2 separate regions of the Homo sapiens genome follow, and region 2 is linked to region 1. Evidence: read pairs that join two places in POLR2A ChIA-PET (ENCODE). Cell type or tissue: OCI-LY7. All regions are shown on one strand.

Evidence for each region. Peaks named below come from ENCODE experiments on the same cell type or tissue, not always from the same donor. Only the 100,000 strongest peaks of a DNase experiment are listed, where the experiment ranks them.
Region 2: POLR2A ChIA-PET joins it to region 1 with 16 read pairs; 2 of 35 experiments call an interaction of 5 or more read pairs at or near these places.

What each region holds. Positions count from the first base shown.
Region 1 is chr12:10,193,059-10,201,058 of GRCh38, reverse strand. No RefSeq gene overlaps it. Among named protein-coding and RNA genes, the nearest start is that of GABARAPL1, 16 kb to the left of the region's middle. RefSeq lists silencers at 4,496-4,545, 4,582-4,782. In OCI-LY7, no CTCF peak of the experiment used is centred here; DNase peaks (open chromatin) are centred at 4,028 and 4,658; H3K4me3 peaks cover 1,046 bases; H3K27ac peaks cover 1,335 bases.
Region 2 is chr12:10,543,434-10,551,433 of GRCh38, reverse strand. It overlaps LOC105369658 (a long non-coding RNA gene), which reads left to right and starts at 504. Exons shown (of 3, transcript XR_001749004.1): 1 at 504-654; 2 at 787-947. It also overlaps the pseudogene SLC25A39P2. In OCI-LY7, no CTCF peak of the experiment used is centred here; no DNase peak of the experiment used is centred here.

The sequences.
Region 1 (8,000 bases):
TTCAAATGGCTGTGATTACTAACCAATTATTTGACTCTTTTTTTTTTTTTTTTGAGACGTAGTTTCACTCTGTCCTCCAGGCTGGAGTGCAGTGGCACTATCTTGGCTTACTTCAATCTGCCTCCCAGGTTCAAATGATTCTCCTGCCTCAGCCTCTCAAGTAGCTGGGACTACAAGCACGCATCACCACACCCAGCTAATTTTTGTATTTTTAGTAGAGATGGGGTTTTACCGTGTTGGTCAGGCTGGTCTCCAACTCCTGACCTCAGGTGATCCGCCTGCCTCAGCCTCCCAAAGTGTTGGGATTACAGGCATGAGCCACTGTGCCCAGCCAAATTATTTGACCCTTAATGAACCTTCTTCTTCTTCTTTTTTTTTTTTTTTTTTTGAGATAGAGTTTTGCTCTTTTTGCCCAGGCTGGAGTGCAGTGGTGCAATCTCAGCTCATTGCAACTTCCACCTCCCGGATTCAAGTGCTTCTCCTGCCTCAGCCTCCCAAGTAGCTGAGATTACAGGCGAGTGCCACCACGCCTGGCTAATTTTGTATTTTTAGTAGAGACAGGGGTTTCACCATGTTGGCCAGGCTGGTCTTGAACTCCTGACCTCAAGTGATCTGCCTGCCTTGGCCTCCCAAAGTGCTAGGATTACAGATGTGAACCACCGTACCCGTCCTCTTAATTAACTTTTGTTCTCATTGAATTGGATTTGCATTTATCAACTTTGGTATTTACTGAGTTTGAAGTTACAACTCTTTGGGAGAGAGAGGATAGTATTCAACCTTACCACTTATGGTAATTAGTATTAATATTGGAGGGGAGAGCAGGTCCTAACTACAGTGTAAGAGAAGAGCACACAAGAGAGATACTGTATAGGCAAGTTTGATATACAAAGTGGGATTAAAGAAAAGTCTAGATACTTGTAGCACTGACATCATTTATCAAACAGGAATAGCAAGAACCAAAAGGCAACATAAACAATTTAAGGTTTGGTACTGGGAGGCTGAGAGAGAAGAGGCGTTAACTGAGTCTGCCTTATTTCATAACTTTTGTCCATAAGTAAGATTTTATCATAGAAATTAAAGAGACATTGCCTCTGCGGTAGCTCTGTAGCCATAATGGTCACCCTGTCTCCTGTATTTTACTTCTCTTATTCATCTTTTAGTGACAACCAAAGCATCTTAAAAGTTACATTATCCCCTTTTCCTCTTCAAGAACTTGCGATGGCTTTCATTGACTGCAGGATAAAGTCCAAACTGCTGAAGCTCACATTTAATGCCTTCCATAAAAAGAAGCCAACCAGGCCGGCCGCAGTGGCTCACGCCTGTAATCCCAGCACTTTGGGTGGCTGAGGCGGGTGGATCACAAGGTCGGGAGATCGAGACCATCCTGGCTAACACGGTGAAACCCTGTCTCTACTAAAAATACAAAAAATTAGCCAGGCATGGTGGCAGACGCCTGTAGTCCCAGCTACTCGGGAGGCTGAGGCAGGAGAATGGCGTGAACCTGGGAGATGGAGCTTGCAGTGAGCCAAGATTGGGCCACTGCACTCCAGCCTGGGTGACAGAGCAAGACTCTGTCTTAAGAAAAAAAAAAAGAAGTGAACCTGTCTTCCAGATTAATTCCTATCACATCACTCCTGGAATTGTTACCAGTCTCCATGATTCACATTCTCATTTTTTTCTATCTTTTTTTATAAACAGAAAATGCCATTACACCATGTAATTAATGTTTAAAATTCAATTATCCTTTAGATTTCAACACTGCTTACTTTTTTTTTTTGAGACGGGGTCTCACTCTGTTGCCCAGGCTGGAGTGCAGTAATGTGATCTTGGCTCATTGCAACCTCCGCCTCCCGGGTTCAAGCGATTCTCCTGCCTCAGCCTCCCGAGTAGCTGGGACTACAGGCGCATGCCACCAGGCCTGGCTAATTTTTGTATGTTTAGTAGAGATGGGGTTTCACCATCTTGGCCAAGATGGTCTCGATCTCCTGACCTCGTGATCCGCCCGCCTCGGCCTCCCAAAGTGCTGGGATTACAGGCGTGAGCCACCGGGCCCGGTCCTACACTGCTTACTTTCATAGTACCCTTCCCAGACTCCCAAAGTTGTGAGGCACCCTGGGGTGGGAAATAGCACAATTCTGGGTTAACCAAGGTGGAGATGCCAATGGAAGACACTGGCCACCACTACTCAGTGATAGCATGTCACATATTTTCCACAGTTGAACTCTCCATGTATCTTAGACAATCCATAAATCACTGAAATCATTTTCCCAGTTGGCTTGCTCAACGGCAGATGTCCCACACTGACTTCTTTGTTACCTTCCAGCCAAGCTACTTTACCCAAGGAAAAGAAAACAAAGCATACCTTCCCCAGACTTTGCCATTTTAATCTCCTGCCACTTAAATTTGTTAAACAATTCCTGTTTCTGCTTTATTTCCATACTCTCATATGCAAGTAAACGCTTAACAGATTAACTAATCAGTCCCTCTGATAAAGTTCTTATAGCCGGGCCGGGCACAGTGGCTCACGCCTGTAATCCCAGCACTTTGGGAGGCCGAGGCGGGCGGATTACCTGAGGTGGGAAGTTTGAGACCAGCCTGTCCAACATGGAGAAACCCCGTCTCTACTAAAAATACAAAATTAGCTGGGCATGGTGGTGCATGCCTGTAATCCCAACTACTAGGGAGGCTGAGGCAGGAGAATCGCTTGAACCTGGGAGGCAGAGGTTGTGGTGAGCTGAGATCGTGCCATTGCACTCCAGCCTGGGCAACGAGAGCGAAACTCTATCTCAAAAAATAAATAAATAAATAAATTAAATTAAAAAATTAAAAAATAAATAAAGATCTTATAGCCATACCTACAAGGCCAACTCAATTAGAACTGATGCTGCAGTTCCTGAGCTAGACCTGGAGGGAAAACGGGCTACTGCAAAGCACTCTATACTGTCGTATTTGCCTGTAAACCACCGACAACTAGGTCATCACAGCCACAGAATGTGTCAGACCCAGCCTCCCCACTGAAGGAGAGTTTGCCCTTGTGTAAATTTAGTAGAGGTTCATCTTTCAGTTTTCCCGCACAGATTAGGAGCTTTATGCTGTCAGGGTCACTTCCTACTGCTATGCATGTGTCAACATCTTCTTTCAGAAATTGACAACACACTGGACGCAGCCCTGACTCCAATAGTTTTGGTTTTAGCAAGAGTCGACAAAAAGAGTCAAACTCTGTAAAATACTTGAAAAGATTTATTCTGAGCCAAATATGAGTGACTATGGCCCATGACACAGCCCCCAGGAAGTCCTGAGGACATGTGCCCAAGGTGGTCGGGGTGCAGCTTGGTTTTATACATTTTAGGTAGGCATGAGATGTCAACCAAACACATTTAAGTAATATATTGGTTTGGTCCAGAAAGGTGGGACAACTCAAAGCCGGTGGGGTGTGGCGGGGGGGCTTCCAAATTTAAACATTTTCTGGTTGACAATTTGTTGAGTTTGTCTAAAGACCTGGGATCCATAGAAAGGAAATGTTCATGTTAAAATAAAAGATTGTAGAGACCAAGGTTCTTTTGAAGTCTTATAGTGGCTGTCCTTAGAGACAATAGATGACAATGATTTTCTATTCAGATATTTAAAAGGTGCTAGACTCTTAGTTAATCTCTTTAGGATTGGGAGGGCCTGGAAGAAAAGATCTAGCTATGTTAATAGAGATTATTATTATTATTATTATTATTGAGACAGTTTCGCTCTTTTTGCCCAAGCTGGAGTGCAATGGCACAATCTCGGTACACTGCAACCTCGGCCTCCCAGGTTCAAGCAATTCTCCTGCCTCAGCCTCCCACTATAAGCTGGGATTGATTACAGGTGCATGCCACCACTCTGGGCTAATTTTTATATTTTTAGTAGAGACAGGGGTTTCACCATGTTGGCCAGGCTGGTCTTGAACTCCTGACCTTAGTTGATCTGCCCGCCTCAGCCTCCCAAAGTGCTGGGATTACAAGCATGAGCCACTGCAGCTGGCTGAGATTCTTTACGGATGCAAATTTTCCCCCACAAAGGACAGCTTTGCAGGGCCATTTCAAAATGTGGCAAAGAAACATGTTTTGGGGTAAAATATTTTGACTTTCTTCTTTGTCACATGTTATGCCAGAGTCAGATGGGAAAGTAAGTCATGATATACAGGGTTAAATAAAATCCATCTGATGAGAATTTATGGTTAGTAGGGCATGACTCCCTAGACTCCTTAGATAGGAATTAGGGTAAGATTTAAAAATCAGAGCTTAGTCCTCACAAGCAAAAAATGATAGGAGGGCCGGGCACGGTGGCTCATGCCTGTCATCCCAGCACTTTGGAAGGCTGAGGTGGGTGGATTGCTTGAGGCCAGGAGTTTGAGACCAGCCTGGCCAACATGACAAAACCCATCTCTACTGAAAACACACACACACGCACACACACACACACAATTAGCAGGGCGTGGTGGTGCACGCCTGTAGTCCCAGCTACTCGGGAGGTTGAGGCAGGAGAATCGCTTGAACCCAGTAGGCGGAGGCTGCACTGAGAGGAGATCATGCCACTGCACTTCAGCCTGGGCGACAGAGCGAGACTCTGTCTCAAAATAAAAAAGGCGATAGAGGATGTGGTTTTCTGTCCAGTGTAATCACCCTTGACAGTAAGTTGAAAAGACCGCAGATTGGAGCTGCCCTGCTCGGAGGGTTTGTGCATATTTATGTTATTTGAGCTGAGAAAGAGGGGCCAGTGAATTTCCTCTGCTTAAAATTATAGGAGAGACCTAGAGAACAATTGTGTTAAAAATCATGTTTTTAACCACTGTTACTTTTTTTTTTTTTCAATTGAGCACAGCTTAGAATTCTGTTGGAAAAAAAAAAAAAGAACATCATTTTACCACCACCTCAATGTTCCTTTTCATGCTCATCATCATCATTTTTTTTTTTTTTTTGAGACAGAGTCTTGCTCTGCCACCCAGGCTGGAGTGCAGTGGTATGAGCTTGGCTCACATCAACCCCTATCTCCTGGGTTCAAGTGATTCTCCTGCCTCAGCCTCCCGAGTATCTGGGATTACAGGCGTGTGCCACAATGCCCAGCTAATTTTTGTATATTTAGTAAAGACAGGGTTTCACTATGTTGGCCAGGCTGGTCTCGAACTCCTGACCTCAGGTGATCCACCCGCCTCGGCATCCCAAAGTGCTGGGATAACAGGCGTGAGCCACTGCGCCCTGCAAGCTCCCCATTTTTAACTAGGATTTTATTTTTTATTTTATTATTTTATTATTATTATACTTTAAATTTTAGGGTACACATACACAACATTCAGGTTTGTTACATATGTATACATGTGCCATGTTGGTGTGCTGCACCCATTAACTCGTCATTTAGCATTAGGTATATCTCCTAATGCTATCTCTCCCCCCTCCCCCCACCCCACAACAGTCCCCAGCATGTGATGTTCCCCTTCCTGTGTCCATGTGTTCTCATTGTTCAATTCCCACCTATGAGTGAGAACATGCAGTGTTTGGTTTTTTGTCCTTGCGATAGTTTACTGAGAATGATGGTTTCCAGCTTTACAATATGCTCCTAGTCAGGATTAAGATCTGCCTTCCTCACATTTCAGCTAAGACCTCAAACTTTCATCAGGGTATGTTTCTTAAAAATTGATCACATAATGGAGCTTTCCTGCAAATAAAATGTTAAGTCACACCTCATTGTCTTCAAGTTCAGTTGCCGAATTGCCTGGTGCGAGGCTGAGCAGTGTGCCACTTCAACTTCATGCGCTGCTCTCCCTTTACGGTATACAAGTCATACTAAACTACTATATGCTAAAGGGAAGAAACTGGTAGAAAGTGAAAAATTAAAGGAGTGAGAGGGAAAAAGATCAAGAGGGTGAGGATGGGGAGAGATGATCTCATTCATGTCCATATATATGAATATACATTTTAACTTGATAGCTTCCAAACTTATATCCTCCTGTCTAAACCCCAGAGTCTCAGAGAGGCGTAACCAACAGTTTCCATGCAGTCTCCAGTGAATTATCTTAAAAACATTACAAAGCTAAATGACTAATGTAAAATTTCTTTTTCTTTTTCATGAATTGAGGCTTTCCTCATTCAATTCCAAGGAAAACTTTGACTTATTCCATTAGCAAGTTTGAGCTTTTTTTTTACTGTTTGGTGCAGTAGGACTTAGCTTAGATTAACTTGGTACATATTTCACCAGCGAATGCCTTATTCCTCACTTTTAGAAATCACTGTTTAAATTTTCTCCTGAATCTGGTCTTCCTCCAGTCTTCTCCATACTAATAAATAGCTGTACTTTCCATGCATCAGCTCAGGTAAATGATCTAGAAGTCATTCTTCACTTCCTTTCCTTTCCTTAATACATTTTCCTCTCCAATTCAGCTGCAAGTCCTGATGATCCTATCTCCAATATATCTCTCAAATTCCTACATTTATCTCTCTCTCTCCCTTTATTCCCACCACACCCATCCTATCCACAATCATCTCTTATCCACTATTCTTCAGTACCTCTGAAGACTTTCCCTGATCTTCTGATCTTTGACTTCTGACCTTCTGACTTTCCCACTCCACTCCATTCTCCTGTAGCATTGAGAGTCATTGTCTTAAAATTCAAATTGCATCAAGTGACTTATTTAAAATCCTTCCACAGGCCAGACGCAGTGGCTCATGCCTGTAATCCCAGCAGTTTGGGAGGTTGAGACAGATGAATCACCTGAGGTCAGGAGCTGGAGATCAGTCTGGCCAACATAGTAAAACCCCGTCTCTACTAAAAATACAAAAATTAGCTGGGTGTGGTGGCTCATGCCTGTAGCTCCAGCTACTTGGGAGGCTGAGGCAGGTGAACCACTTGAACCCAGGAGGCGGAGGTTGCATTGAGCCGAGATCGCGCCACTGCACTCCAGCCTGGGCAACAGGAGGGCAACTCTGCAAAAAAAAAAAAAAAAAAAAAATCCTTCCACCGCTTCTCAATACATGTAAAATATAGTCCAGACTTCTGGTCCGCAAGGTCTCTCTCCTTCCTCTTGAACTTTGTTTCCTGTAGCTGTCTCCCTCGCTCCCTGTAATCAGCTACTCTACTCTCTCTCTCTCTTTTTTTTTTCTTTTTGACAGAGTCTTGCTTTGTTGCCCAGGCTGGAGTGCAGTGGCACTATCTCAGCTCACTGCAACCTCTGCCTCCTGGGTTCAAGCAATTCTCCTGGCTCAGCCTCCAGAGTAGCTGGGACTATAGCCGTGTGCCACCACACCCCACTAATTTTTGTATTTTTAGTAGATATGGGGTTTCACCATATTGGCCAGGCTGGTCTTGAATGCCTGACCTCAAATAATCCACCCTCCTTGGCCTCCCAAAGTGCTGGGATTATAGGCGTGAGCCACCGCACCCAGCCTCTACTCTTTTTCTTTTTCTTTTTTTTTTCTTAAGTTTCCCAGATTTACCAAGGCTTTTCTTATCTTTGAAAATGCTTTTCTTTTACTTTGCTTCTCCCAAGTATCCTCTACCCTCTCCTATCTGTTGTCCCCTTTCAGTCTTTGTTTAGCTCTTTGTATTTATAAATCTGCTACTATTTTATCTTGGTTTTTCTTAATATTCCTAAAAATTTAACTCTGTGAAGATATAAACTCTGTGAAGACCCAGAGGCAGAGGCCCTGTTTGTTTTGCATGCTCTACACTATTCTTGGTACAAAATTTCTTTTCTTTCTTTCTTTTTTTTTTGTTTTTGGAGACAAAGTCTTGCTCTGTTGCCCAGGCTGGAGTGCAATGGTGCGATTTCGGCTCACTGCAACCTCCGCCTCCCTGGTTCAAGCGATTCTTCTGCCTCTGTCTCCTGAGTAGCTGGGATTACAGGCACGTGCCACCACGCCCAGCTAATTTTTGTATTTTTAGTAGAGACGGGGTTTCACCATGTTGGTCGGGCTGGTCTCGAACTCCTGACCTTGTGATCCGCCCTCTTCGGCCTCCCAAAGTGCTGGGATTGCAGG
Region 2 (8,000 bases), 350 kb before region 1:
GCACCTGTCTCCAAATGGTATCCGCTGTGCCGCCAGGACGCGCTTCACTGGCAGCATGGGTGCCTTTGTGAAGATTGTGAGGCGCTAGGATAACTGGGTGATGAACCTGCCAGCCACCACCGTCTACTTCACTGGCTTACGACAAACTCCAGGCCGTCCTGTGTGACAGAGCCCTGACCTCTGATCTCTACGCACTATTGTGATGAGGCTCAATCTTTTTTTTTTTTTTTTTTTTTTTTTTTTGAGACGGAGTCTCGCTCTGTCGCCCAGGCCGGACTGCGGACTGCAGTGGCGCGATCTCGGCTCACTGCAAGCTCCGCCTCCCGGGTTCACGCCATTCTCCTGCCTCAGCCTCCCGAGTAGCTGGGACTACAGGCGCCCGCCACCGCGCCCGGCTAATTTTTTGTATTTTTAGTAGAGACGGGGTTTCACCTTGTTAGCCAGGATGGTCTCGATCTCCTGACCTCATGATCCACCCGCCTCGGCCTCCCAAAGTGCTGGGATTACAGGCGTGAGCCACCGCGCCCGGCCGAGGCTCAATCTTTGTTTCACTTTATTTCTCAGAAGAGAATGACAAGAAGGTATCTCCTGTGGAATATGCACTTATCACTCCTAATTCACTGAGACGCAGTAGACCCGAATGATCTAAAGAAGGTATAAATTTGGATATGTTTTAGGCTTTGTAAGATCTTTATTTTGGGGTTTCTATTCACATAACTCTTGTCAAAATAATGTATTATTCGACTCCTTGTTTGATTTGAAAAATCCTCTGATGTTTTTCTCCAGAGTTTACTTTTGGAAGATTATGAGAAGAGGAAAGTAAGAGTGAAAGCAATAGTGTTATGTGACTTGATCTCCATTTGAAATCCTCTCCTCGTCTGACTAGTTTGTTTTCCAGTCAGCCTTATTACCTATTCACACACTGATTGCCAAATAAGCTCCATGAGGTACATTTTTTTTCTATTTGCTTCACTAAAATATCATTATCACTTAGAATAGTGTCTGTCATGCCACTGATGCTCAGTGTTTTTGAATGAATCATTCATTCATTCATTCAATGAATGTTTCTTGAAGGAGACCATATGTTAAGCATTACAATAGATACTAGTGTTGCATAGCTAAAAGAGAGAAATAGTGCCCTTAAGGGTCTCATAGTCCAGTTAGAAAGACAGAAAGTATACAGATTTGGATAAATGCTATATGGAATAAAAGTGGAGTTGTGGAAGGTCAAAGAAGGGTATTCTTTCAACACTTGGTTCAGAAATGAAAGTGGATTAATTAGAAAATTGTTTTTGATTAGGATAACTCTGATGGGGATGAAGATAAAGGAATGTTCCAGGTGAAGAGATTGCACCTACATGGGGGAGTGGCCAGCAGTGGCCGGCAGGGTTGTGAATGATTACAGAATCTAAGCTTTCATAAGTAATACAGGAGACAAATCAAATATGCAAAATATAATTGTGATCATGGGTATAGGAAGGAAAGAATTTTAGTAGAGAGGCACTAAGGAGGTAGAATCATCAAGATTTGGTCAATTGGGCTAGATGTGGTGGCTCATGCCTGTCATCCAACCACTTTGGGAGGCTGAGGCGGGAGGATCACTTGAGTCCAGGAGTTCAAGACCAGCCTGGGCAACATAGTGGGACCCCCATCTCTACAAAAAATACAAAAATCAGCCAGGCATGGTGACATGCACCTGTAGTCCCAGCTACTCTGGAGGCTGAGGTGGGAGGCTCACTTGAGTCTAAGAGGTTGAGCTTCAGTGAGCTGAGTTCACGCCACTGCACTCCAGCCTGCGTGGCAGAGTGAGACCCAGTCTCTAAGGGGGGAAAAAAAAGATTTGGTCAGTTGTGGGGTGATGGGAATACAGAGCCAGATATCAATGATGATTTGTGGGCTTTTGCATTGGAAAACTTGAATCATGGTCCCGCTCAGCAAGATGCGAAATGAAGGCGGAGGGTCTGATAGCAGATGGATAGTAAAGTAAGGAGTTCAGCTTTGAACAGTGAGTTTTCAATGCATGTGGAGAATTCTTGTGAGTTTTTTTTTCGAAACATCAGATACATGATGAGTATGCAGATTAGGAAAGCGATCATGTTTGGATATATAAATTTGGGTGTCCGTTATGCTATGAAGCCATGGCAATAGATGAGATCATTCATTGAGATTGTACAAATTAGTAAGAGAGAAAGGGCCAAAGACAGATTCTGGATAAAAATTATTTGAAGATTAAACAACAACAATAACAACAATAGCAACTAAAACCAATTAGGAAATTAATGTAAAACATGAGAAATCTATGAGTGTTGTGATGGAATGTAAGGGAGGAACATTACTTTCTCTCTTCACTCAGATACACGTTTTTCTAGTTTCATGAAATGGACTGTCTCCCACCTAACCCTCTCTTGCTTTTGTGTTTTGCCTTCTATGAGAATTGGGATAATATTAAGCTATTCTGTCCTTTCAACTGTTGATATGACTCGCTTTTAACACAGTACAGAGCAGTTGTTTACTTTGTGAGCATATTTTAGACTCATTTTTGTTGATGGTTATAGGCAAGGCCAGGATTTTAAAATATTAATGGCCAGTATGGCACCGGCTCAACCAACCTGAAAATATGCCAGTCTGTAAACATTGGTTGTGTCCTGGCTATCTATAAAACATTTTAAAAAGTTTCTTCTGGAGTAAGTTTTGGTAAATTAAATACTTCTTGGAATTTAAGTTTTCAAATGAATTATACTTTATTTTAAATTATAGTCCTTCACACTCTGTATTCCTAAGTTATTTCTTACAGAATTTACCTTCCTCTAATGAACTATATATTTTAAAACATATTAAAAATAACCCTGTGTACAGTCTGGTGACTGGCTTTTTTAAACTTAAAATGTGATTTGTTTGCACAAATTTATGTATTATTACTTTTGAATTAATGTAGAGTCTCTACACTCTATGTGTGGAGACTAGTGGTTTATATACATAATATAACCATTATAAAGTATTCCTAAATGATATAACTAAATATATCAATATTTCAAGTTATTTTAAAAGAACCGTGGGCATTGGAGCATTCTTCCACTTGAACAATTTTAAAGAACTCAAGTAACTAATTACAAATTATAACTTTTGGTCTTCTTGAAGTAGTCAATAGGAGAAATGCTCTGGTTTTTGGAAAATGAGACATGAGAATAGTAAAAAAAATAATAATAATAATTGTATTTTAGAAAAATGTAGGGTCACATATCTACCTAGGCTTGGAGCTATGGATTCTATTGTTTGCAGTAGTATAAGGCTTGGAGCTATGGATTCTATTGTTTGCAGTAGTATAAGGCTTGGAGCTATGGATTCTATTTCCTGTAGTATAAGGCTTGGAGCTATGGATTCTATTGTTTGCAGTAGTATATGATACTCCTCTCTGCTTAGGCCTCAGCAATTTTCTGGGCAAAACATAGTTCCAATCGTCTTGGAATTATCATTGTGGTTATCTGCAGTGTGAATGCATCTGTAGAATGAATGTCCTCTGAACATTATTTAACACGAAATTACAAAGTTCTTGTTATATGCAAGGTCCTAAGCACCTTATAAATATTAGCTTATTTAGTTCATGAAACTAATCTATGAGTTAGATTTTGCCATTATTTCACAAATGAGAAACACAGATATAAAGAATTTAAGTAACTTATTTGCCTAAGCTAAGTCACACAGCTTAGTGGCAAAGTCAAGGGTCAAACCTAGGCAGTTTGGTTCTGGAATCCATGCTCTAAAGTCCTTGTTGAAGTTTACCTCAAATAGAGGTGTTTCCAGGGTCTGAGGTCTGGGTCAGCAAGCCTGAGGGTTGGCAGGGATGTGGGGTACTACTTGTGCCCCCAATTATCTGGAAAATTGTATATTTTTCCTCATACATACATATCTTGCCTTTGCCCCTGTACTTTCCTCTCTGGGGTAATGACCATTCCTGTAGTTATCTCAAGATGTTAATTAGTGCTGGGAACATTTATCTTCTGTGAACCATCAAAGAACAGGTGGGAAAGCCTCACAGAAATGAAGGTTTTCATTCTTATTCTCAGCCTCAGACCCAAGCAAGTCAACAAATACAAAGAATTACTGAACATAGTAGGAATGAGGGTATATGTATATTTCTGAATTTCCACCTTGTCCTGAGAGAACTAATGTCCTGAATGTAAGAATGTTGAAATTTTGTCATTGTCTTTTAAGAAACCTATGAGAACTTCAGAAGTATAATTGAAACTGCATCCCAATGTGTCGTTTAAGAGAAAAACAAAAGCTCCTTAATAAGATTTTTCTAATCCCCAGTAAAGAAGGAATTACCTTAGCTATTTCAGTGCTAAGGTATTAAGAGCAGCACGGAAGAGAGACTGGCTTGCTACTTGCAAAAAGTTAGGGATTTTGCAGAATTTAACGGATCCAACATATGGGCATCCTACTTCTCTTAGAAAGCACCTGTTTCCCTTAGAAACAGTGCTTCACTTCAAGTTGTCATCCCTAGAAATTGGAGGTAGTGTAGCACGGTATGTTTTGGAGCCAGATGGAACTGGATTTTGTTATTTTCAAGCAATAATTAGCTATGCGATACTAGACCAGTACCTTAATTATCAGTAAGATAAAAATCTCAATTGTTGGGACTAAATCATATTGTATAAGTAAGGCCATTACCATATGGTAGGCATTCAATTTGGGGGGGGGGGGTGCTTACTATTAATTGTCCCCATAGATACAAAGTATTTTCTAAATAACACTTTTTTTTTCAAAGTACACATTTTTCTTGTTGAGGTTTGGAGCAGCAGATCTTATCAACATGACAACTGCAGCCTGGTCAGTTTCTCAGTTTTTTCCTGAGGGAGTCATCCAGTTAATTAAACATATTTACTGAATGTATACTTTGAGGCATTGTACTAAAGGAAGACCAGTCAGTAGACTTTTATGGCTGTGACTTGGGTAGCATGATGAAGTCAAGACAGAAGATCAGGAGTGCCTTCACATTGCTACTGGATTGTTTTCTTCAGAGGATTTTTCTAGGACCTGAAATGTGTTTTCAATTTCTTCCTTTCTGTATTTCATAAAGATATCCTTTTGCTATAGTCTGGTATTTCTCCCTTAGCATTTGAGTTGAATCTTGGTTAGGTCCCAATTGACTGTACTATATAGTATTTTCCAGCTGTTTGCTTATTTTCCTAGAGATATTCTCTGTTCCTACATCCTTTCTTTGAATAATGGCCTGGGAAGGGATCCTAATAGTCACCTCTCTTACTTTTAAACTCAATAGCTTTTATTATTGGTAGCTCTCTTTTCTACAGTAAAAATCATACAATTTAGTAGTTCCAAACAAGGGAAATCCCATGCATATTGTAAGCAATTTTGGAAAAGACAAAATTGTTGATGTTAAGAAGTAATGGTTATTTTGAAAATAAATGAGAATATTCCACCCTGCCCCCACTACTTTACTACACCATGAAGTAATCTTTACAGCAGCAGCACCAATAATTTCAAAATTAGAGGCAAACACTTCTAACAGCTGGTAGGTTTTCTATAAACAAAATACCCATGAGGGCTGAGTGGGTCATAATATCTATTTAATGACAGTACTAATTCATTCAGTAATTTTATTTAATCTGTATGTGTATTTTTTTTTTTTAGTCAAAAACTCTTAGCTCAGATAACAGCTCTTTGATTGAAGGATTGTTAACACTTTCTCTGTAATTCATATATGCTTTTGGACAGAGTTGCAAACAGTATCTTCTGGATGTATTGTTGCAGTAATATCAGGAAATATGTATTTCATTCTTTTGTAAATATCAGGATTATTTGCAACTAAGTGTAAGTATTCTACAGAAACATTATTCCTCATGTTTAATGTTTTCTAAATGTTTTGTTTTTTCTTTCCCAAGGCAAGGGTGAAGGGAAAATCTAATGAGATGATCACAGTCTGACATCAGAGAAATATTCTCATTTCCAAGCCTTTCTCTGGATTTGGGAAAAATATCCACAAATTCAAAGCAGAAAGTCTTTAGTAAACAGTCAAGGAGAACTGTGTTTTATTTCTATCTAACATTCCATTTTCTTTGAGAGTCAGACACATTTACTCCTTCAATTAAATAGAAGTAATGTTTAGCTGTTTCTTCATTTTGATGTTAACATACTTGAGATTGCCGTTTTATTTTTTATTGGCTAAAAATATAATTTTTTCTTTGACTACTGGAATTAGTTCCTCCTGCACATTCCTAAATCACTTTTTTCCCCTTCTACCATTTCATGACTAATCAGGGTATAGTGTCTCTCATCTTTTGTTCAATCTAGCACATAATGATTGGCTGTTGCTTAATACATTTTTAAAAAGTTATCAATGTAGATATTAATGACATTTTCTAGACTTGGAAATATAGAGAGGGTACCTAGACATTTGCAGTTTCAATGGCTAGCCCCATGATCTAAATCAAATACATGCTATATTCTATTTATCTTTAGGTCCTTGCTATCCAGCAATGGGCATTCTAAATCACACACACGTAAGTACACACTACAAGGAGATAATTTGAAAAAGATTTGGATTGGACTCAGTGTAAAGTATTTTTTTTTCCATTTTTAAAGCATCTGATCCGTGAAATTATAGGTTTTTAGAACTATAAAGAATGTTGCAGATCAGATGGTTCAAGTATTTTGTTTTACAGATGCTAAATAAATTAAGAAACTCATGCACCTGTTGATGGTAGAGATAAACTCAGAATTAGGTTTTCTATTTCTAATTTGGTCCTCTTTATACTATGCTGCTATTTGGAATGCTTTTTTCTGTGCTGTATTAAATGTTTGCTCTCTGATATGCACTGTATGCTTCAAGTTTGCAGTTAACTCACATGAGATATGCTGTTTCATGCCTCTATATTTGCATATGCTATATCTTTTGTCTGGATTACCCTTTACTCTTCATCTGGTTAAACCCTACTCATTAATTTTTAGATACAGCATTCATTTATTCATGCATTCATTGATTTAATCTTTCATAAACCATGTGTCAGGTTCTGTGTAGTGACTGGATACATAATGAACGAAAAGGTGGATGTGGTTTCTTCTCACAAAGTATGTGTATCTTCTTTACAATTCAGCTTAAATGTTATCACGTCCAAATAGCTTTCCCTGGTGTGTTAGGGTTCTCTAGAGAAACAGACCTGGAGAATACACAAATACACACGTGTGTGTGTCTATATAAATATATATACACACACATATATAAACATATATAAAACATTTACATTTATTTACATGTATGTATACGTGTGTGTAAATGTATATATTTTATACACATCAAATAATTATATATGTAAAATATATAAATTCTACCCATCTCTCTCTATATATATTTGTATATATAGACCAGTAAATTTACACACACACTTATGCATATATAGAAGACACACACGTGTACACACATGTAAATATATACAAACATGTTTATACATATATACATGTGTGTATATATGTATATACATACACACATAAAAATAAATATATATATAATTACATATTTATTTCTTTATTATGGGAATTGGCTTACTTGACTATGGAAGCTGAAAAGTCCCACAATGTGCCATCTGCAAGCTGGAGACCCAGGAAAGCGGGTGGTGTAATTCAATACCAGTCTGAAGGCCTGAGAACCAGGTGAACTGATAGTATAACTCTCAGTCAGAGTCTGAATGCCTGAGAATCTGCAGGGAGGTGTGTGGGCGTGGGGACTACTGGTATGAGTCCCAAATTCTGAAGGCCTGAGACCAGGAGCTTCGATATTCAAGGGCAAGAGAAAATAGAAATGTGTCCCAGCTCAAGAAGAGAGAATCTACCGTGAGTTTGCGTTTCATTCTATCTGGACCCTCAATGGCTTGTATGATGCCACCCACATTGGTGAGGCCAGATCTTCCGTACTCCGCCTAATATATTCAAGTTCTAATCCAAATGCTTATCTCCTCTGGAAACACCCTCACAAACACATCCAG